2 separate regions of the Mus musculus genome follow, and region 1 is linked to region 2. A link is a loop called in an ENCODE intact Hi-C map of the cell type or tissue named here. Cell type or tissue: gastrocnemius. All regions are shown on one strand.

Region 1 (5,000 bases), 200 kb after region 2:
CTGGCTTACAGTTTCAGAGCTTCTATTATTATCATGGTGGGAAGTACGGAAGCACGCAGTCAGACATGGTGTTGGAGGAGCTGAGAGTTCTACTTCTTGATCCTAAGGCAGCTGGGAGGAGGTTCTGATTCCACACTGGGTGGAGCTTGCGCATAGGAGATCTCAAAGCTGTGACGCACTTCCTCCAACAAGGCCACACCTACTCCGACGAGGCCACACCTACTCTGATGAGGCCACACCTACTCCGACGAGGCCACAGCTCCTAAAAGTGCTACTTCCTATGGACAAGCACTGAAACACAGAAATCTATGGGGGCCAAAACTACTCAAACTGCACAGGAAACAAGTGCTGCCGCAGCAGGGTTTGAAGATTCACACAATAGTGACAGGCACAAAACTCACATCCTCTGGCACTTCACATTGTTTGGCGTAAAGGAACCGGGCAGGCTCAGCCGGGCGTGGTGGCATACGCCTTTAATCCCAGCACTTGGGAGGCAGAGGCAGGTGGATTTCTGAGTTCGAGGCCAGCCTGGTCTACAGAGTGAGTTCCAGGACAGCCAGGGCTACACAGAGAAATCCTGTCTCAAAACACCAAAAAAGAAAAAAAAAGAAAGAAAGAAAAGAAAAAGAACCAGGCTCATGTCTAACTCACACATCATCACAGAGGATGGAGATTTGAAAATGAGAAAACGTTGCCTCAACATAAAAGCAAAACGAAAGCAGTGCTATAGCTACCCAGGAACGGAGTGCATGGCCCTCTTCCGAAAGACCGAGTTTTCACAGAGATAGTGAAGCAGAGACTTGAGGACGTTTGTCAATTATTTTACAGGAAGGATTTCTACATTGGAAGATGGTGGGATAAAAAGAGGAGTTTGTCCTTGATCGACAACCAGAGGACATTTTTGCTCCTTCAATAGCCCAACCTCTTAAATGTTTAAAATTATTTCACAGAAACCCAGAAAGTTAAATGGTTCCGTTTCTAAGGTTCTGCAAAGCATGTTGGGAGTCATAATCTCAACCTCACTTTTTTTTTTTGTAGGTAATGAGGCTACAGCACAGTTGCTAGTTGCTTTTAAGGTCACATTATTGGCAAGGTGTAGGCAGACTTTTGGTTACTTAATGGGTTCCTTTTCTTAATATCCTTCTCCACCCCAATCCCTTCCTACCCCCTAACACTGGGTAAGAGAGAAAGACGGATAGAGGAGAACAAGGGGGGGGGGCATTGATCTTCACAGGCTACTTCCTGCTGATTAGTGTCCTTGAGTTCCTTGAGGGCACTGTTGATTCCTCTTAGCAGGATATCTCCAAGCAGCAATCTGCAATCAGCAACCAGCCATCAGTGGGAGCAGTGGCAGGAGTGGGGGTGGGGTGTGGAGGGGAAAAGGGTGGGGGCAGGGGCAACAGGGGCAGGGCAGGGGCAGGGGCAGCAGCGACAGCAGCACCAGCCACCACCTCTCTCGGGGCTCTAGCATTTTTATACCCTCTCAAGAGTCCCGAGAATTCCAAAGGTCATACATTTTCAGGAATTATCTGTGACTGGCAGCATCATGCCCCCACCAGAACATGGGGCAAATCACAGTCAGCTGCTGTGGACACTCGAAAGCCGCCCCATATCCCACACCGGGCACTCAAACAAAAACATTCCTGTAAGATTTCTGTGATTAAAGAAACCAACATCTCCACTACAGCCAGGAGCAGAGCAGCAACAGGAGCTAGCATCTGTAACTACATTTGAGCTCTTTCTGTCTGTTCTCCCACATCCTCTCCACCCTACACATATACCACATTGGTGATACTCCCAAGCTATGGCCCTAATTTGTTGGGAACATGAAGGTCCTTATGCCCCCAGACCCCCAGAGGAACCAGAAATGCTAAACTCTCGGAATTGTCTTCTAAACAGGAAAGAATGTAAAACCTATTCTTCCATCAAGAAGGCTGGGCATTTGCAGGCAATTAACAGCCTGGTGAGCTGTGTTATCAATTGGGCCTGGCCGTACCAGGCTCTCACAACCAGAACCACAATTAGCTTGAAATCTAAATGATCCTCACATTACAGTGTAGGGGCTCTCTAACAGTCTAAACAACCCTTATCTGTATAGCCAGAGGCTCCCCCAAGCTCCCACAACCAGGACCAGAGGTGGCTAATAGCCACCTTGACGCTATCTGTACGAATGAGACCATGACAGATCTGTCCTTAGGCTTTAAGGCCCAAATCTCTAGAGCCCATCTTCTTGGAAGAAATGACATGGTCTTTGAGTTGAGTTTTGATGTAATTACGCCTCCTTGTGCACAGGGGTTTGTATTACACCAGAAAGCTTTTTTTTTTCTTCCCCCAATCTATACCCTATATGCTGGCAATAAATTGCCTGGTGTGAGACTCCTAAAGTTTGGTCCAGTCTAAGACGAGCTGAATTTTCATTTTTCACCTCTTCCCAGGTCATTTCACTGCTGGCTGTGACACCTGAAGGGACACCAAACACACATACACCCACCTCCTCCCCACACAGATTGTGTCATGGCTGTGATTTAAAAATGTGCAAAAGCTACCTGTGTTCTTTGAAGATATACTTAGAATTTTCTATTACAACATGTAAGACTAGATCTAAGGATGGCTTAGTGCATAACAGCACTGAATGCTTTTGCAGAGGACTAGGTTTCATTCCTACCAAACACAATCCCTGGTTATTCCAAGGAATCTGATGACCTCTTCTGGCCTCCTTAAGAACCTGACAAACCCACAGTATATATACATGCAGGCGAAGCAGTCATACATATGAAAATACACAAGTATATATCTCTATCTATCTATCTATCTATCTATCTATCTATCTATCTATCTATCCATCTATCTATCCATCCACCCACCCATATCTCTCTCTCTTAATCTATCTAAAAGATTAGCTCTGCTTAATTTTATTTCTCACTATAATGTTTCAATGTTCTTTCTACATTCTACATAGTCTATATTTAAATGTGTGTTAAATATGGTTGGTTTGATGAAAAAATAACTGCAATTTTCAGACTATTTCTTGCCATGTTTTTCCTTTGTTGGGTGTCCTGGTTGTCTGGTGTTGAGCAACATGTGACAAACCTCAGGATAACAAGTTGGTATTGTGGCAACTTCTAGAGAAAAAGCAGGGTTTTTTCTGAGTGTGTGTATAGTCAGCCTTAAAGACTGACACTTTCTTCTGTCACCACACCCTCTGTGCCTCCCTCACCTTGTTCAGGGCCTAGATTTCGTGACCCACTTTTAGTAGCTTTTAATAGCTTCGGTGCAAACGAGAAGGTATTACTTCTATGAGTCAGTTATAAAAAGATTGCACCTTCTGGGAACTCTCCCAGTTGCTTCTGCTCTGGGAAGCACGCTGCCGTGTTATAAAAAAATTTTTTTGGAGAGACGCATGTGGCAAGAAAAATGATACCTCCATCAGACAGACAGTCGGCAGAGACCTGAGGCCTGCCGAAGTATTGAAACGGCTGTAACGTCAGCCATCTTGACTTCAGCCTTATGGAACTTGAGCCTAAAGCAACCACGTGCTTAGATCCCTATATTGGAAAAAGAGGGGATAGTATTGATTGTTGTAAGCTGCAAACCCTGGGGGTGTGTGTGATTTATCACCCAGTGGTGGATGGGCAGCCTTGTGGGAGAGCCTTTATTTTAATCCTCATGACTTAGCTTACAGTTCTATGAGTCAGTTGGATTACTGTCTTGACATGGGCAAGTTCATTTCTGATCCTCCCTGAGTGCTTCAGGGGCTCTGCGGTAAACTATTGATTTTGATGGTGACTTTATGACCCTGGATGGCTCTATCCACATCTAATGTCTAGTGGTCACTGGCTAGTATTCACCACCCAACCCCAGTCATCAGACACCTTCAACAACTTAACATGGGTTGTTCTCCTATGGTGTGTCTTGGTGCTGCTCCAAACTCAGCGAGACGGTGAGCGCTGATATACAAATGCTTTGCAAGCCTCTGCTTATATCCAGTTACTAATGTCCTATTGGTCAAAATGAGCCATGTGACCAACACATATTCAAAGTGTAGGGATACAGACTAACTCTCATTGAAGGAGGTGATCTGCCATGTCACATTATATGAATGAAGAGAATGAGAGGGGAAGTTTCAGTGGTTTAAATAATCTACCATACAGAGAAAATCTGACAGAAAAAAAATAATAACCGACAGTATTCCATATTTCCTTCTATTTCCTAAGGAATGGCAGAGGTGGACGACAACCCAAACATTTGGAAGCACTTGCGAATACATTGAGAAGAGCTCATAGAACAGAAAATCAGGACGTTTGTCTGGCCTAAGTGCTTGTAGGTCTTGATTCACTCAGCTGTCAAGATGGGACAAGGGGCTGATCAAGGGAACTGGGAGCTTCTGTGACTCTTATCAGTACCCAGAGGTGTCATACTCATTTTCTCAAGCTGTCACTGATGATGTCACAAGTTTTACAGTATTACTGATCAGTTTTTCTCTTCTGGCTTCCTGTTCATACAGGTACCCACGCTACTTCCCAGTGAATCCTTTCCATGTGACCGGGCTGGCTTCCACTCTACAGAGTGGCATCTCTATGTATCATATTTGTGAACACTGAGACACTAGGTTCCAGCCACCTCTAGAGGAGCAGACCAATAAAATATTATCAACTCACTCTAAGGGGCTGGGTGGGGGAGGGGAGAAGAGGGTGGAGGGAGCAGCATAAGCTATATTGGATCTATTTTTCTAACACTGTAGAGGCAGGGTTTTGTTTTACATCTATGTCTTCTCCTTTCTATCTATCTATCTATCTATCTATCTATCTATCTATCTATCTATCTATCTGTTTAATATGTGTGTGCATTTCATCTGCAAGTGTGCCTATGTACTATTTATATGCCTGGTATCTGAAAAGGCAAGAAGACACAGAAGACACCGTCAGATCCCCACCCCCACCCCCGAACTGAAATTACTGATGATTGTAAGCCACCCTGTGGATGCTGAGTACTGTATATGG
Region 2 (5,000 bases):
TACCGAGGAAGCCACAGCACACACCGCACGTCTTGAGGCCAGGCTGGCTCTGCCATGCCCACTTAGCCATGTGCCCGCACAGCATGTCTGGAGACAGTGGGATTTAAGGCTACTGGGCTGAGACATGCCAGCAGGGCCTCAGGCCTTGGTGGAAGCTGTCCCAGCTACTGTGCTCAAAGTCGTACTGCAGTGAGGCATCTATACACTTGGCACCACCCATCACTGTTTGTGGTACACCATCAGGCACACGCGGGTGCCCCTGCCTCCGTCCTCGACCAGTGGTTTCTCCTCTCTGAGGGCGCCCTCCTGGTGTACCGAGTACTCTTATGTGATGCCGTGAGCTTCACGTGTGGGCGGGGCATTGCAGGGCTTGGAGCGCAAGCTGTGCATGGGAGCCTCGGATGTCCTTGTTCAGCCTGCGCACGGAATGGAGGTAGAGAAAATAGCCAGTGCAGAATCCCCAGGAAGCCAGCACTTAGCACAAGAATGTTACCACTCTCCCGAGGAGCCGTGCGACTTTTCATCAAGGTGGACAGAGCTCTGGGAGCCTTCAGCACTGTGGCCCACCACTGACGACACCCGGGTTTTCTGTCCTGAACTTTCTCAGCGCACTGTAGACCCCCCCCCACCCCCCTCTTATCACCAGACATGCTGTATGTGGCGCAACTTCCCTAGCTCTCGGCTGGGTCTGGCTCCATTTCATGTCATCCCCGGGATTAGGAAGGGTGCAGGAAGATGATCTGAGGGTGAGACTACACTTACGTGACTCTATGTTATAAAAGGGCAAGATGATGCACAGGTTCCTCCATCTTGTTTTCTGGCTAAGGCCATTCCGGTTTAACTCGAATTAGATCTGCTTCTCTCTGCTCCGCGTGTTTTTCCCATGGGATCTCCTGAACCCTCATGGCTGAATTCTTTCTTCCTCTTTCTCTCCTGGCTGGCAGAAGCCCATTAGCTGATCAGCTTTTATTGGCCTATCAGAGAATAAATGGGGAGCAGTGTTTACACAACACTGAGACTGGAGATTCTTTAAATAAGCCATGGCAAGGCCATGTCCGGATGGCAGCAAGATATGGGGAGTGGCGGTGGGGAGCACAGAAATCAGCATTTGAATAATAAAAAGATAATCTTTACACAGTTGACAAAAACCTTACACCTGCAACACCCAGCAATGTCTTTGCTTCAAAGTGGGATCCTTGTCAGACAGAAATGCACACTGAAAACTTTACACATGGAAATATATTTAAAGTGATCCTGGGACAATGGAGAGGGTGGCAAAGACCTGGGAATAAAATTGTCTGGGGTGGCTGAGTCGGGGTAACTGATGGTTATTGAAGGTGGGTTTAAGGCAGTTGGGGGCTTATTACATCTTCACCCTACTTTCATGTATGGTTTTAATTTTTCAAGCTGAAACTCTTAAAAGAACGTGACCATCTACATACAAGATGGCAGCTTCCTGAACACAAGGTGATTTGTTTACAAGCCACGGTGTAGCTGTAAATGGTTAAGTCACTCTGAGCTTCTAGCAGAGCTCTGGATTCATGAATGAACACACACACACACACACACACTTTATATTTAATCTGCCTTAGCTAGCTCAATGACCGGGCACTTCTAAACCTGCCCGTGGCTAGCACACACTCCCCTCTGGTATTCCTGAGTTAACACTTTCTGAATCTATATCTTATCGTTGCTTCCCTGTTTCCTTCTGGCTGACCCTCCCACGGGGCTGCTTTCTCATTGCATCTACATTTAGACCGGGTCACCCTCCTGCTCCTTCATGGCATGGCCTGACTACATCCCTCTCATGGCAGAATTCCTTCTTTCCTTCATCCCTTGCCCGGGAATCCTAAAACTCCCACTCTTTCTCCTTGCCCAGCCATTGGCCGTTAGCAACTTTATTTCCCAATCAGAGCCAACTGGGGACAGGCTTCCTTTAGCCTACACGACCAGGCTGATTTCAGGACCACGTTTGGGAAGCAAGTCAAACTGCATGGATTTTTGGAGATAGTATTGGTGAGAAAGACAATATATGTGAGTGTCTGTTTTAAGCAGGACAAAGAATTAAGAAGGAATTTGTGCTTAAAACAAACTCTCCCCCTAAGCTAGAAACAATGGAAACTGGTGTAAAACCATATCAGAGAGAGTCTTCTGAGAGACAGAAGCAGTCCAGCAGGAAAATGGGTCAGGAATGAGCGATCTCTGGGGAGAGGGGGGAAAAGGTGAGAGAGCTGGGGTCAGGAATGATTGACATCCAGGTAGAGAGGGGGGAAAAGGAGGTGAGAGAAATGGGGTTCTAAGGTAGTTACAGGAACTTAAAAATAGCTGTTGTGGGCTACACAAAAGTTAGATGTTTGTATACCATACGTTTGACACGTCTGTCTGTCTGTCTACCCCAGCAGCTGGCTTGTAGTAGCTGTGTTGGAGCTCATCCATCACAAGGCTGGTTTGCGAGTGTGCACTGATTTGAGGTGGAACCCATGGCAGGGAGACGCCCTGCACTGCTCTGACTCTTTCCCGATGAGTCTTTATATAAGCACTTTGCTGGAAAATGCTTTCTCCACATTTCCCCCAGAAAATAAGCTATAGTTCCACACGTCAAACTAAGAATGTCTGTGACAAGTCCCCAAAGCAGCAATGGACCAATCACATGTGCCATGCAGGGGGTGAAGAGACTAAAGGCTCAACAGGATGCATCCGGCTATACTGAAATTGCATCTCAAGTGGCTGGAGAGAGGGCTCGTTGGTAAAGAGCATTTGCTGCTCTTCCGGACGACCCAAGTCTCAGCCTTACATGGTAGCCCAGCAACTGCAGTTCCAAAGAACCTGACGCCCTCTTCTGGCCTTCTCAGACACTGCACACATAGTGTGCACAGATATACACACAGATTAATATCTATATACATAAAATAAAAGTAAAATATCTTGAGCATCAGATGAAAATACGTCTCTGTCCCTTTTACTCAAAATCATGAGCCGTTCACTTGAAGACTGAAGATTGGTCCTACTACCCTGTAACAGGTAGGGACTGAGGGATGCTGGGAGATCCTGAAGGCCAGGTCCACTTTGATATGTTAAATAGGCACCTCGGCCATATGTGCTGCTTTGAAATTTAACACACTGGATTAGATAAAGGTCTTCAGCCTCCATCACAGCCTTCACACTGCACATAGCAAGCTCCTTTCACTGTGAAGGTCAGATGAGCCATCTGCAAACAAAGAGAACACTGAGAATAAGTCCCGGATAAAAGTAAGAACAGAAAGATCTCCTGACTGTGCAGTGACCAAAAGGCTCCTCGGTCTTTTACATTTTATGGTGGACAGAGAAAACTAAGTCGACTGCAAACCTGCCATAGTGAAAACCCTTCAAGTTATAATATAGGAGTCCTTGGCAGGAAGACAGCCCTGGCTGCTTGGCAAATCCCTCCCTCAGGAGCCAGGCTCCACATCTGAGCACCTGCCAGTTCTCGGTTTACACAAACGGACTGTGTTGCCACACTGGACACTTGACAGGAGCCCGATGTCCTCACAAAGTACAGGGTACTAAATTTAGGATCCTGGCTGTGCCACTAGAAGATCTACAAGGGTCATCCTGACGGCTCCAGTGGCTTTCCAGAATCTGCTGCCAGAGGCTTCCCAAATAGCTGAAGTAATTTGACTGCTCCAGGACAAAGGCCAACTAACCCAGGACTCAGCCCGGGTTCCCTGTAGTGCCCCAGTCCCCTAAGGTTCCAGGCTCACTTCCTATTTGAACCAGGCCATTGCAGGGCCTGAACACACGACAGGCAGAGGAGACTAAAGCAGATATAACACACCTAACCACCAAAACCCAAACGGGAAAACAGACACTCCAGAGACTGTGGAGAGCGCACAGGGCATGACTTAGAGGCATGAGGTGCACAGTGAGAGAGTCACTCTCCTCCACTGTCTTCAGCTGAGAAACTTTGGAAGAACCGAATGGCGGAATTTATCCCAGCTTGGTTCTGCACAGGTGGGGCAGGCTTGCCTTCAGAGCATGTCTTGGGCAGCAATGCACAGGAAACAGCACAGCTCTGCTGAGAAGTTTCTAGATTCTCCAGGTACCAGGTGACCGTTACTCCATGCTTCCAGAGCATGCAGCTTGTATACTTGTGTGCACGTTGCCCAGAGTGCAGGCTGGGAGCTGGACGTGGGTTCACCTATTATCCCTATAAAGGCAGGCCCTGCGTGCTGCTCTCCTTAGCTGGCCTTGAGCTAGAAGTGTCTGTCACGTAGTCAGCATGTGTTGAAGGACTGCTGTTACCACAACAGAAATATCCCCCACGCATCACAGTTTCTCCGTCACTTCTGCACGCACAGACTCCGAGTGCTTCCGGAAGAGATGACCTTATGTAATTTTTCATTACTGCAGGCTGGCATTAGTCACAAAGAACAGTCTTTCTAACCAAAAGAAAAACTCTGGACTCAATTATTGTACTATCCAAATGAGACAGTGAAATTCGAATAAAGGTTAGGTATCTTTTTGTTTGTTTTTTTGTTTTATTGTTTTTGGCTGGAAATACATCCATATTTATGGTTGATAAAAACTAAAATCAGAGTGGACCCTTCCAATATTGCTTCCCCTGACATTTTCTAAAGTATTGGGATAATTTTAAAACCACTCCAAGCTTTGGTTTCCTCCCCAGAGCAAGCCCCTCGTCAGCGAGGGAATCCTGTCTTAAATCCAGCTTTCTTAGGTAGGCTGCGCTGGAGCTCCTGTCTAGGTTGCCTTTCAAAGGCTGTCTAGCAGAACTGCTGGGATGCTGGACTGTGAAAGGGTCTCACAGCAGGGCACAGCTGTAACTTCATGCTGAGTGACAGAGAGCCACCATGGACATAAGTGGGACAGATATGTCACAGAGGCTGCATGATATCTTGGCCCACGTGGCTTCACGATGAAACCGAGGAAGCCCACTCCACATAGTAGAGCTAAGTCATTCCAGCCTCAGGGAAGGCAAAGACATGAGTTCCCAGAACACCGTA

What was found. Peaks named below come from ENCODE experiments on the same cell type or tissue, not always from the same donor. Only the 100,000 strongest peaks of a DNase experiment are listed, where the experiment ranks them.
Region 1: it touches region 2 in a loop (2.4-fold over the local background); 2 of 42 quality-filtered maps call a loop at or near these places.

The regions. Positions count from the first base shown.
Region 1 is chr15:96,967,276-96,972,275 of GRCm38, reverse strand. No RefSeq gene overlaps it. Among named protein-coding and RNA genes, the nearest start is that of Gm32840, 74 kb to the left of the region's middle. In gastrocnemius, a CTCF peak has its summit at 2,280; no DNase peak of the experiment used is centred here; H3K4me3 peaks cover 182 bases; H3K27ac peaks cover 2,885 bases.
Region 2 is chr15:97,168,805-97,173,804 of GRCm38, reverse strand. Gm33149 (a long non-coding RNA gene) reads right to left here. Exons shown (of 3, transcript XR_384414.3): 2 at 763-974; 3 at 1-416. Among named protein-coding and RNA genes, the nearest start is that of Gm32885, 4.1 kb to the right of the region's middle. In gastrocnemius, a CTCF peak has its summit at 2,839 (motif pointing left); DNase peaks (open chromatin) are centred at 101 and 3,467; H3K4me3 peaks cover 1,020 bases; H3K27ac peaks cover 2,912 bases.